Regions from separate parts of the Homo sapiens genome. Here all the other regions are linked to region 3. Evidence: chromatin contacts called from ENCODE Hi-C or POLR2A ChIA-PET data. All regions are on one chromosome and are shown on one strand. Each heading gives the region's core, a stretch centred on a gene start or an enhancer-like site at or near the end of the contact. The rest is flanking DNA. Distances are from core to core; before and after follow the strand shown. Region 1 overlaps TGFB2 (transforming growth factor beta 2). Region 2 has its middle 20 kb from the start of TGFB2-OT1. Region 3 overlaps TGFB2 (transforming growth factor beta 2).

Region 1 (4,325 bases), core at 1,504-4,003, 60 kb after region 3:
ATTTCATCTTTATTATTGATTATCTATCCTATGCCACCAGAATGTAAGCTCCCCATGGGCAAGGATTTTTGCTATTCAATTCACTAGCAGCTAGACTGCTGCCTGATACAAGTAAATACTCAATAAACACAGCTGAATAGGCCGGGCACGGTGGCTCATGCCTGTAATCCCAGCATTTTGGGATGCCAAGGTGGGTGGATCACCTGAGTTTAGGAGTTCGAGACCAGTGGGGCCAACATGGTGAAACCCCGTCTCTACTAAAAATTAGCCAGGTGTGGTGGTGTGTGCCTGTAATCCCAGCTACTCGGGAGATTCAGGCAGGAGAATTGCTTGAACCCGGGTGGTGGAGGTCGCAGTGAGCCGAGATCACGCTGCTGTACTCCAGCCTGGGCAACAAGAGTGAAACTCCGTCTCAAAATAAAATAAAATAAATACAGCTGAATGAACTAATATATCATAAGAATGTCCTCTCTTCAGCCGGGCACGGTGGCTCATGCCTGTGATTCCAGCACTTTGGGAGGCTGAGGCAGGCGGATCACGAGGTCAAGAGATCGAGACCATACTTGCCAAGATGGTGAGACCCTGTCGCTACTAAAAATACAAAAATTAGCTGGGAGTGGCGGCGTGCGGCTGTAGTCCCAGCTACTCAGGAGGCTGAGGCAGGAGAATTGCTTGAACCTGGGAGGCGGAGGTTGCAGTAAGCTGAGATGGACCACTGCCTTCTAGCCTGGTGACAGAGCGAGGAGCGAGACTCCATCTCAAAAAGAAGAAGAAGAAAAAAAATGAACGTCCTCTCTTCACCTTTCTCTTCCAAAGGTCTCTACATGCATTTGACATTTATCTTAAAATTATATCTGTATTTGCAGTTAATGTACAGCTCTTTTAACTGAAGACTTATGCGGAGGTAAAATGAACACTATCAAGTCATTCTTCTCACACTTCAATCAGATTATTTAGTGATGTAGACCACATACGAGAACTGGGTATTTCTGTAAATAGTTCAATAGCCAAAAAATCTACGGTAGTTATAGAATATCCATACTGTACAGTTGTCTTCAAAGTATTAGGTGGTTCAAAAACATCAGAATACCAGGGGGCACAGGGTTGCACAAAGAAAATACCAAGTGATTTATCATTAACTTTGCTTCTTAATAGGTTGGTCAGATTCTTGCCTGCTCTAATGCCTCTGGTTGAACAAAACACTGTTTGGAAAGAGAAACCTGCAGTTACCCAAAGCTGAGTTTGGCTGAGATAGTAAAGTTTACATTCCATTGTTTGCTAGGTCCTTACCCCATGGAATGTCTCAGAACACGATTCAGGCCACCAAGAGGTCAGCAGCGCTTTGGCCAAATGCTACCTCAGGGAATTACATATTACCTTATACATGGTATGTGTCACTTATGCATTAAACACTAGCTTTGAAAGTCCCTTCCCCACTCCACCGTTGCCCGGTTGAAGGCATCTGAGTGCAGAAATACATAACATCCAACACCCACACACGATTAATTTACTTCCTTGCACACTCATTGTTCTCCTCTGTGATGAACAGTGAGCAGAGGGTATGTGTGGTACTCTTAATAACAAGTAATATTATTAAAAACTACCTCAATATTTGCCTGCATTTGGGAAAATGGAAAGCACGTGGCAAAAACTCCACAGGGGCTGTAGGTTCAGGGTCACACTTGAAGGACCAGCTGATCAAACAGAGAGTCCACTGGATCTGAATCCATCCATGTGGTATGACTGAGTAAACAGATGTGCATAATCAGAGCATCCTTTGACTTGAGCAGCTGCAAACTTTAGTGACGTCAGAAGCACCTGCAGTGCCTGTTTAAAATGTGCAGAGTCCTCAGCTCCACCCACCCCAGTGATTCTGACTTGGCAGCTCTGAAATGGGGCCAAGAAATCTGATGGATGTCCCAGGAGACAGAAATGCATATCACACTTTGAGAAACACCACCTCGGGTCAGGCGCAGTGGCTCATGTCTTATAATCGCTGCACTTCAGAAGGCTGAGGCAGGAGGACTGTGTGAGGTCAGAAGTTTGAGCCCAGCCTGGGCAATATAGCAAGACCCCATCTCTAAAAAAAAATTTTTTTTTTAATTAGCCAGTGTGGTGGTGCACACTTGTGGTCCTAGCTACTCAGGAGGCTGGGGTGGGAGGATTGCTTCAGCCCAGGAGTTAGAGGTTACAGTGAGCTATGATCATGCTACCACACTCCAGCCTGGACAACAGAGAGACCTTGTCTCTGTCTCTAAAAAAAGAGAGAGAGAGAGAAATACCACCTTTAAATCTTAACCAAGTTACTTAAAAGCCTCTTATTCAGTAAATACTCTTTTTAAAAAATTATATTTGCCTTCATGACTATTAATCCATTCCTTCATAGAGAGACTTATCTCTACTGCTTACACACTGGATTCTTATGTCTTAATAGGAAAACCTTTAGGCAGGCTAACCACATCTTAACCAATATTATTGGGGATAATAAGCTTGAAAAGAGAAAAATGATTTCGCAGTCACATGGCTGTGAGGAGCATGGACTATTTTCTCCTCCAGGGTATTTAATTTAAAGCTGATGCAGCATCAGAGCTGCCAGTCCAATTGTCAGTGTCAGAACACGTCGTTATCAACAACACCCAGGTTAGAGTGAGAAAAGCAAGAGGCGCCACAGGCCTCACGCTCACTTCAGCCGCTCCCAACATCTCCTTGGAATGGAGAGGCGGTTCACGCAAGGTGACAGGGATGGCCCTGGAGCTGCTTGGCACAGGCCAACTTCACTTAACGAGTGTTCAGAATCACACTCAGCATGGAGAAATTCACCCTGACCCTGGATGCCTGCCCCCTGGCATACACTCACTTACATTTTTACTCAATTACTATTTCTAAGAACAGAGACAAAAAAAAAAAAAAATGCAGAGCCCCACTGCTCAGCAGCCTTGCAGGGAAGGTCTGAAAGGGGTCTGCAGGGTTTTTCCAGAGCCTGCGAGCTAGGCAAGGTGGAAGAGCCTCCCACTGTTATGGGAATCTATGTGGAGCTTGCGCCCCATCTCCCCTTCCACACCCTCAGACACTCCTGATTTTCCCTGACTCGCTGAGGAGCAGGGTGGGTTTCCAATGCTTTTTCACCAAAGGAAGACAGAAGCTCGCAGCAATTAAGTGACCGAAAATAACCCCAAGTGAGGAGTGTCTGAGAAGAAAAACCGCCCGAAGAACCAGGGTAGGCCTCTCACTTTGTTTACTATGGGAGGAAAAGATGAAAAGGAAATTAATCCCAAGTAGTAGGCAAGAAAGTTACAAAATTAACAGGACAGGATTCCAAAGGAAAAGCCAAAAAAGGGGGGAAAAGTTTGGGGTCTCTGTGGTATGGTGGCATCTGGGCCAGACCTGAATTCAGATTTTGGCTCTGTCACCAGCCAGCTCTGTGACCAAGGACAAGGTGTTTACCTCTCCAAACCACGATTTCCTAAAAAATGGGGATCGTCATTCTGGCCCTCCCTGACCAACCAATGTGGGGAAAATTAGGATGATGTGTCTTAAGTACCAGGGACATAGGGGGTATTCAACAAATGTTTTCTTTCTCTCATTCCCTCCCGTTTTCCTTTCCAAATAGCCAGTTAGCTAGGGGGAAAAAATCAGATGTTTAACTCCTTGGTTGAGCTAGTGAAATAAAATTAGAATTTAGAGTATAAAAACAAAACGTAATGACTCACAAACGGGAGCTTTAAAGGCATGATTAAACTTTTCACTCTTTTTATTCACATTGCAGCTTGTAGCCACTTTGAGGCTCTCTGTACTAAAATCAACGTATATTCTCAACAGAATGAGTTCTTTTTGAGGAAACCCCAGCTTAGGCCACTGTAAATAAACTATACTGATTTCTAACCAACAATGTGTAGGCATGATACATTGCAGAATAGGGTATCCAGTGACCTAGGCTTTTCCTAGGATAATAAAAACATTTCTTTTGTCTCTAGCCGGGACCTCCACCCACACTTAGAATCAACATAATCCAAACCTTCTCAGGGCCTCAAAAATATGCAGTGAACCAATGCCAGGATTGCAAGTCTGTTTCCTTTTTTCCTGAGCATGGTTCAGGGATAACTTTAGCCACTGAATTCCTTGAGCGTCAGGATCACCCAAGCTCTATTCTTTGTTGTGGACTCATCGTCCAGCATATAGTAAGCATTCAATAAATGGCTGAATTAATCAGTGTTCCCAATAAGAAAGGGTTGAGGACTTCTGGCTTTTGTACCCCTCAGCCTAACACCTGGTGCTGGCTCTGAGGAGCTTGCACCTGCTCCGAGGGTCAGGGCTAAGTGGTTTGA
Region 2 (4,699 bases), core at 10-2,509, 38 kb before region 3:
AGAAGAGGTGGGCCTGGGACTGGATATAGCATAACTGTTGTTATAACATTTATTTTTTGCATGAACACTAATGTTTTATAAGTACTTAAAAGGTTCCCATCTTTATCTAAATTGGTGACATTTTAAAATAGATCTGTCTTTGAAAATACTACAAATAAAGAGGAGGGGTGGGAACATACAACTAATTATCTCAGGAGACATCTAAATAATATCTCAGGGCCGGGTGTAGTGGCTCAGGCCTGTAATCTTAGCATTTTGGGAGGCCGAGGCGGGCGGATCACTTGAGGTCAGGAGTTCCAGACCAGCCTGGCCAAAGTGGTGAAACCCTATCTCTACTAAAATACAAAAATTAGCAGGGTGTGGTGGCTCTTGTCTGTAATCCTAGCTACTCGGGAGGCTGAGGCAGCAGAATTGCTTGAACCCGGGAGGCGGAGGTTGCAGTGAGCCGAGATAGCGCCACTGCACGCCAGCCTGAAGGACAGAGCAAGACTCCCTCTAAAAATAATAATAATAATAATAATAATATCTCAGAAGACACATAAATTTGTCCTATAAGAAAAAAAATAGAATTATGAGAATACCACCAACAAAAATTTGCAAGGGGAGCAGAAAGTTTCCTCCTTACTGTATATAATTTTGCTTGAGAACTTGAAATTTAAACTGAGTGCCTGAAATATTATTACAAAGCACATTTCAAAATAGCAGTCGTCATAAGAAATGTCATTCACAGCTATCATCCAATACCTTTCCAGAGTGGTGTTTTTCCCGCCCTTTAGGGCTGCACATGAGCAAAATCTCAATCATCATCAATAGCCATTTGGTTTTCCCAAAATGCTTAATGGAACAAGCCAGCTTGGGAGAAGTAATTGTTATCTGTGGCCAGTCTGTGTCTTTGCTAGTGACCCTGGAGAGGGGACCAAGAAAGAGGGCAGCTGGCCAAGGGGCGCCTGATACCACAGCAGGCCTGTGTGTAGTCCGTGAAGGGAAGTCATCAGCGGGCTCACTGTCTTCCAGATATATTTTGTAATAATTCTAGCAGGAAGTGAGAAGGCCCAGTGAGTCATGCAGAAATACATCCTTAAAAAAAAAAAATCCATTTGACCTTTCCAACTTGTCCAGATGTACACCGTTTTTAAATTTTGCTTGTTTTTAACTCACCATACAAACAGGTACTGTGAGGAAACCTGGTTAGGTGTTGGTCCCAGGAGACTCTTTCGCCTAGAGTGTGGTGCCCAGAAGCATAAAGGGGCACAGAGGAGAACAACGGATTCAGAGAGGAAACTGGGCTGTATCTGAAACCTTTAGCAGCCTTGCGGAATTAGTTTCAATTCTTTGTATTTTGCTCTTTGCCTGGCCTCCAGCGTGTCGGGAGCAGCGGTGCAGAAACAACGCTGATTCAGAAAGTCTGGTTGCCAGACATTCTGTTGGAAACAGAAATCCGAAAGGGATTCTGACCTGTGTTGAGGGGGCAAGCTGGACATGGCTAGGGCCTGTTATCCTTGCATGCAGAGGAAAGAATCAGAATCCCTTGAGTCAAAAAAATCACAGTGCAAAGCAGCCTTAAAAAAGAAAGAAATAAAATAAAAGTGCTCACTTTCCTTGGATTTTCAGAGTTTTGGGTTAGGCTCCAATGGGAAATGCCACAGCGGGGAAAATATTCTCAGACAACTTCTCCCCCCACAACCCCTCCCCAGATAAAACCTTTTCTATGCAGTGATTCTTTCAAGCCACAGAGACATGTTTAGGGTAAATTTTATTTTATCCAAACCCTTTTATCCATTTTTTTTTACCGTTTATTCCTTTTCTTCCCCAACCATTACCATTTGCTTCCTTTAAAAAAAGAAGAAACTGCTCACATGATGGCACACACTTGAATAGCTCCAAGACCTATTCTTAGACTGATATATAAGGAATTTACTCACCACTCCCTTCGGATTAATGGGCATTAACCTTTGGAATACAGTCTTTTTATGTATGTCAGGGTATTTTTAAGAATGGGAAAACCCAGGATACAGATAAACAACAATGGTTCCAAAGGAGAGTTATTTTTAGACCTGACATCCCCAAGTACATAAAGCTACAGACACCAAAATGGTTCTCACTCATGTGCCCCTCCTGTCACTTTTACAAATCACTCTCCACCCACCTGCTTGGTCTGGTATGTTCGTGCATGTGCACAAACATGCACACACATGTGCATATACACCTCAGACCTCTGCATAAAATCCCACTGTCACAATCTCTAGTTTTGATCAAAACCCAAATCATGCTGAAGAGTAAAATTGTAACAGTTTCCCCCAGATAAAAGATCATTCTTGATAAGGCTTTCTCCTAAAACTTTTGTAAAAATTGCTGGGGTGGTTGAAAGTTTTTCTATACACATTTAAATGTTGGATGTTTCTCCAAACCAGTCTTGAACTCTTGAGGGCGTCATGGTAAAATGCTGGCGATGTTCCTGCTGTTACTACCAACAACCAGCCTCTGAAAAAATGGACAGAGACTCCGTTGAAGAGAATGGAAAAAGCTCACTTATGTGATACTGCATATAAAATCTGCAACGGAAAAGAAAGTAATAGCACCTGAAAGTTTAATACATTTATGCTGATCTAGAGCACTCTGTTGAGGTTCACTTGGGACATGCAAAATTACATGTTTATTTCCCAAATGTAAGTCTATCTAAAATACGGAGGAGTACACTTTAGAGGATCTCTTGCTTTCCACTTATGTAGGGTATATTTCATACTCTAAAGAACTAATAGAAGAACTAATAGGGTCTGAGGATAATGTGAACTGTCAGCCATATATAGTGAACGGTTAGCCACATATATATATGGCTATATATATATATATAGCCATATATATATACAGCAACCATTTGGCTGCTGTTTATATATACACATATGTATGTGTATATACATATATATACGTATATACACACACACATATATGTGTATATGTGTATATACATATATACATATACACATATATGTGTGTGTGTATATACATATATATACGTATACACACACACACACACTCATATATATATATATACACACACACACAGCAGCTGAATAGTTCTAACAACCAGAGGGAATCAGTTTCTTTGGATGGTTTTACCAAAATTGTCTAAGCATGTTTATGTTCCAGGAGCAGAAATATCATTGTGTTAACAATTTTAAAGATCTTAGTCAATTGAGTCACTATCTGGGATTTCTTTCCAAATAATCCAGTGGAGGAAAAGGGAAAGTGAAGAATAATGTAAATAAAGCAGTTGTAGATGAATAAAGGATACATGAGGCTTCTGTATTCTTCTTGCTACTTTTGTATATGTTTGAAATTTTCCATGATAATAAACTTTTAAAATTTCCACATAGCCATTCATTTATTTCCAGTATTAACTCTTTGAGTGACTTTCAAAACAGCACATTTTTCCAGTTGAATTCACATGATTAAAGCATACATATAGGTAGCAGTCTAGTTTGGGGGCTTTACGGAGCAGTGTAAGCAATAAGACACCCAGAGACCCAAATCCTGGCTTCGCCACTTCCTAACAGAGATCTCAGGCAAAATTACTTACACTCCCTGAACATGGTGATTTTATATGTAATTTGATGAGGATGATAATAATATCTACTTTATCATAAAGTCATTTTGAAGGGTAAAGAAGTTAATAGAGCTAAAAAGGTCTCGATGCAATTGGTGATTAATAAATATGCGGTGTATTTTCCATCAAAATCATTATTGGAATGTTAAAAGCCAAAATTATTTCAAACTAAAAAAAGAGAAAAACCAGAGTAAGTGCTTATTTAGGTATGAATTTGACCTACATATATCAAGCACCATTTGTGTGCTTTGAACTGTGCCAGGCACAACACAGAATAATATATAATCATTGTTTTAGAGAATCCTATAGCCTTGTGGTGGACAGATAGACAAATTTATATACCAGTGAAGAAGAGCCAAAACAGGGGTATGGATGTGGAACTCCTGGAGTCCTAGAGAGGACACTGTGAGCCCAGCCCAGAAGGGGTCATTGAGTCGTTAATCAGGCACTCAATTAGGGCATCCTACTGACCACTAAGCCCTGCTCCACAGCCTCCCAGGGAATCCATCCAAGCTCCTGGCCAATCCTTTGCCTCCCCTGGCCATATCCTAGGTAACCAACAGACAGCCACGGAAACGGAGCATACACAGTGGAAGGAAACCAGAACAAATAACCTCTGGCATTTCCACTCATTTCAAGACAGTACATCTGAATTGTTAATAAACAGAGAACAGAACTGTTGGAAGGAGCATAGCAGATTGGAGGGTCTAGCTGGAGGGGCTAGGGTGGGGATTTGGGACAGAGGGGGATATAATGGGAACATTTGAAAGGTTGTTTATTGCCAGTACATGGGGTCAGCTGCAGAGCCCCTTGGCCATCAGAAGGCTGTCTCTTGCAGGCTTTGCCTTCAGGCAGGGGACAAAGAAGATGTGAAAACTGAAAAAGAGAAATAGCTGGCAGGGAGGAGAGTGTGCAGAAAAAGGCAATGCTCCAAATAACTTGCCCCTCCTATTTTCTATTGGCACTATAAATACCATTCTAAAATGTTACCGTAACTTAAGGAGTCTCTTTTAGGAAGCATTTGGTAGTGAGTCATCCCACAACTATGTATAAAGCTGAACACCCTGCTGTGACTCTGTGAAACTCCTCAACTGG
Region 3 (4,216 bases), core at 1,336-3,835:
ATAAAAGCCCTAGAAGAAAACCCAGGCAATACCATTCAGGACATGGGCATGGGCAAGGACTTCATGTCTAAAACACCAAAAGCAATGGCAACAAAAGCCAAAATTGGCAAATGGGATCTAATTAAACTAAAGAGCTTCTGCACAGCAAAAAGAAACTACCATCAAAGTGAACAGGCAACCTACAGAATGGGAGAAAATTTTTGCAATCTACCCATCTGACAAAGGGCTAATATCCAGAATCTACAAAGAACTTAAACAAATTTACAAGAAAAAATCAAACAACCCCATCAAAAAGTAGGCAAAGGATATGAACAGACACTTCTCAAAAGAAGACATTTATGCAGCCAACAGATACATGAAAAAATGCTCATCATCACTGGCCATCAGAGAAATGCAAATCAAAACCACAATGAGATACCATCTCACACCAGTTAGAATGGCAGTCATTAAAAAGTCAGGAAACAACAGGTGCTGGAGAGGATGTGGAGAAATAGGAACACTTTTACACTGTTGGTGGGACTGTAAACTAGTTCAACCATTGTGGAAGACAGTGTGGCAATTCCTCAAGGGTCTAGAAGTAGAAATACCATTTGACCCAGCCATCCCATTACTGGGTATATACCCAAAGGATTATAAATCATGCTGCTATAAAGACACATGCACACGAATGTTTATTGCGGCACTATTCACAATAGCAAAGACTTGGAACCAACCCAAATGCCCATCAATGATAGACTGGATTAAGAAAATGTGGCACATATACACCATGGAATACTACACAGTCAAAAAAAGGATGAGTTCATGTCTTCTGTAGGGACATGGATGAAGCTAGAAACCATCATTCTCAGCAAACTATCGCAAGGACAGAAAACCAAACACCGCATGTTCTCACTCATAGGTGGGAATTGAACAATGAGAACACTTGGACACAGGAAGGGGAACATCACACACTGGGGCTTGTCCTGAGGTGGGGGGAGAGGGGAGGGATAGCATTAGGAGATATACCTAATGTAAATGACAAGTTAATGGGTGCAGCACACCAACATGGCACATGTATACATATGTAACAAACCTGCACATTGTGCACATGTACCCTAGAACTTAAAGTATAATAATAAAATAAATAAATAAGAAGAAAAAAAAGAAGCAGAATAGAGGTTAGAGGTTAGTAGGGGTGTAGAAGGTAATTAGAAGGTATTGTTTAATGGGTACAGAGTTTCTGCTGGCGATAAAAAAAGTTCTAGAAATGGATAGTGGTGATGGCTATACAATATTGTGGTGAATGTACTTAATGCTGCTGACTTGTATACTTAAAGGATGGTTAAACTGTAATGTTTATATTATGTATATTTTATCACAATAATTTTTTTTCTAATTTTAGGTGTGAGAGAGACAGCTACAGAAGAAATAATACGATAAAAAGTTAGAAGAATCCTACACTCAGGTTGCTCAGCAATTGTCCTTAAACATCTCTACTTCAGAAAAATAAAAATAGAAATTGTAGATGATGCACTATAAATGTGATTTATACAAAACAAAATGACATGGATTGGTAATTGGCACATCCATGTCAAAGAAAAGTCCTTGGCCTTTCACAAAAAGAACTCAGCCTCAGCATGTGAATGTGTATGTATACATCCATATGTACATACATATATATTTGTTTTAAGTTTTAAAAATTTAAGGTTTGCATCTCTCTCTTTCTGTTTCTCTCTCCTATGTTTTTCTAATCCCTGGCTTTAACTGATTTTTTAATCTTTAACTGACCAACAACTGTTTCTGATTGAATTAGAAAAGGGGGCTTCTCATGTATTAAAAATAAGATTTAGCTGTCTTTGGCTTAGCTGCCACCCACAGTGATGTTTGAATGCCACCTTCATTACATTACTGATATATAATCATTAGATATAATATGTGTGAAATACCCACATATCGCCTTCAGCAAGGCTCCAAGCTCTTCATTGAATTACACAACTCCCTACACAAAAGCATCCATTCATTTCTCTGCCATTGGAAAGCAGCCAACTGGGCAGTGGATAAAGGTGAAAGTCACTGATGTTACCCAATAGTTTGAGGGGGGAAAAAACAAGTAGAAGTCTAGATGCAAAATTATAGCCAGAAGAAATCTTAACCTTAAAATAAAAATGCTGTAAAACAACTCAGGACTTGGGTTAGACACTAAGGGCAACATCTCTTACACGTCTATGAGACATTGCAAAGAGTTATAAGAAAGCATTGGGAATTCAATGTTACTTTCCAAATTCATACATCAACAGATCCACAGGAGACCATGGGGCTATTCAATCAGACTTCTAATGCAAAGGGAATTTAACTATAGTGCTGTAGAGAAAAATTGACACCAGGTTCATTAGTGTGGGCCCATCTTGTTTTTAAATGCATTTAATGTTTTTAACGCTTTAAATATGTTTAATCATTAAATATCTTTAAGTGTGTTCAGTGTTTAAATGTATTTAAATGTTTTAAATGTTTGCAGTGACTTGCAAGTAGTGATGAACAAATGATGAATCAAACATTCACTCTGCTGGCTGTGAGCACGAGTCTCTCAGATCTGCCTGACCTCAAGTCATTCACTTCAGCATTATGAAATACTGGCATTGGCAAGGCACTTTGAAACCATCTGCTTCAATCCCATACAGTTCATTCTCTAACATCTCTTTGTCTAAAGGCCTCTCATGACCGTGAACTCACTATTTAATGAGAAAGGTCGTCCCCCTTTTGGACAATCCATATTGTTGAGATTCTCCATTATCTTGGACTTAAAATTTCCATCAACTAGTCTTCCTTAATAATAGCGCCATTGCCTCATATTTGTACAACCATTGTAGTTTTTCAAATATTTGAACTTTTTGCCATGTTTTTAGCCCTTCACAGAAATCTTGTGGGATGAACATCATGGCCCTTATTATCTGCATTCTAAAAGAAACAGAAGACCAGGTCGGGCACGGTGGCTCACATCTGTAATCCTAGCACTTTGGGAGGCTGAGGTGGGCAGATTATGAGGTCAGGAGATCAAGACCATCCTGGCTAACACGGTGAAATCCCGTCTCTACTAAAAATACAAAAAATTAGCCGGGCGTGGTGGCTGGCACCTGTAATCCCAGCTACTCGGGAGGCTGAGGCAGGAGAATGGCGTGAACCCAGGAGACGGAGCTTGTGGTGAGCCGAGAACACACCACTGCACTCCAGCCTCCGTGATGGAGCAAGACTCCAACTAAATAAAAAACAAAAACAAACAAACAAACAAACAAAAAACGGAAGCCTGAAGCACTTAGGTGTGTTAACAAAGCCCTTCAGGAAGAGCCTGGACTAATGTCTTTCCCTCTTAATACCAGTGGAGAAGGCTTTCCAATATTGTTTTTCGCCCTCTGGAGCAAGATGTAAAATTCTTTCTTTTCCATGTCAGGCTCTAGTCACAAGAGGTGGCTTCCCTCAACTGATCCCTTTAAGGCAAAAGTTCAAGGTGTGTCACCATCCTTGTTAAAACCCTTTCCAATGTCTTCTTAAAATTAGTTCCTCAACAAACTCCAGATATGGTCTAACAGAATATGGAGATATACAGAACCTGTCAAATGTGAAGAGGGGAGTAGCTATTGCTTCCCTTGTTCTGGTCACTACTTTTAATGCAAACTATTTACTTTTGGCAGCAGCCACAACACATCATTGAGTCACAGAAATTTTTTTGTAAAATAAAACCTTTGTTCTTATTCACAAACTGTTGTTAAGTCAGATTTTTCCACTCCAAATCCTTTCTGGAATGAGGTGGAATAAAGAGAAAGAAATAATGCAAAGCAAGAAGGGAGGAGGGTTGGTCTTTCTAGCCCAGTGGTCTCCAATGTTAGCCTGCTTCAGAAACATCTGGAGTGCTCATTAACACAGATTGCTAAGCCCCATCCCCAGAGCCTCTGATTTAATAGGATGAGGTGGAGGCCCAAGAATCTGCATTTCTAACAAGTTCCCAGGTGATGTAGAAGCTGCTAACCAGGGATTACTCTGAGAACCACTGCTGTAGCCTGTATTTATATAATTCATTTTTCAAACATAAATGCAAATTACACATATATATCTGTTAATGTTGAACTCTATTATCTGACCCAAGTTTTAGCCTTTTGGAATCTCTCTGAATTTTCAGTTTGCTATTCAATGTATAAGCTACTCTTCGGAGCCACAGAGCACTAGCAACAGTGCAGCCAATGTC

The links. A loop is a pair of places that touch in the nucleus more often than their neighbours do. ChIA-PET counts read pairs that join two places held with the same protein, here RNA polymerase II (POLR2A). Pooled maps may share reads with other maps.
Region 1: a map of HepG2 shows a loop between it and region 3 (9-fold over the local background). The contact joins two enhancer-like sites. A Hi-C loop is called at or near these places in 6 of 168 maps with a recorded cell type or tissue (Calu3, HepG2, PC-3 and 3 more) and 1 of 50 pooled maps. POLR2A ChIA-PET finds 5 or more read pairs at or near these places in 2 of 52 experiments (MCF 10A and activated B cell).
Region 2: a pooled map shows a loop between it and region 3 (6-fold over the local background). The contact joins two enhancer-like sites. A Hi-C loop is called at or near these places in 2 of 168 maps with a recorded cell type or tissue (naive thymus-derived CD4-positive, alpha-beta T cell and posterior vena cava), 1 of 37 single-sample maps with no recorded cell type and 4 of 50 pooled maps. POLR2A ChIA-PET finds 5 or more read pairs at or near these places in 3 of 52 experiments (MCF 10A, PC-9 and naive thymus-derived CD4-positive, alpha-beta T cell).

The regions. Positions count from the first base shown.
Region 1 is chr1:218,364,251-218,368,575 of GRCh38, reverse strand. The region is part of intron 1 of TGFB2 (transforming growth factor beta 2); the gene reads right to left. Among named protein-coding and RNA genes, the nearest start is that of TGFB2-AS1, 21 kb to the right of the region's middle. Within about 2 kb of position 2,753, at least 11 of the 41 ENCODE cell types and tissues checked have a DNase peak (open chromatin) inside an H3K27ac peak, as active enhancers do.
Region 2 is chr1:218,460,053-218,464,751 of GRCh38, reverse strand. No RefSeq gene overlaps it. Among named protein-coding and RNA genes, the nearest start is that of TGFB2-OT1, 20 kb to the right of the region's middle. RefSeq lists enhancers at 4,531-4,699, 4,574-4,699. Within about 2 kb of position 1,259, at least 23 of the 41 ENCODE cell types and tissues checked have a DNase peak (open chromatin) inside an H3K27ac peak, as active enhancers do.
Region 3 is chr1:218,424,245-218,428,460 of GRCh38, reverse strand. All of the region lies in intron 2 of TGFB2 (transforming growth factor beta 2), which reads right to left. Among named protein-coding and RNA genes, the nearest start is that of TGFB2-OT1, 16 kb to the left of the region's middle. Within about 2 kb of position 2,585, at least 6 of the 41 ENCODE cell types and tissues checked have a DNase peak (open chromatin) inside an H3K27ac peak, as active enhancers do.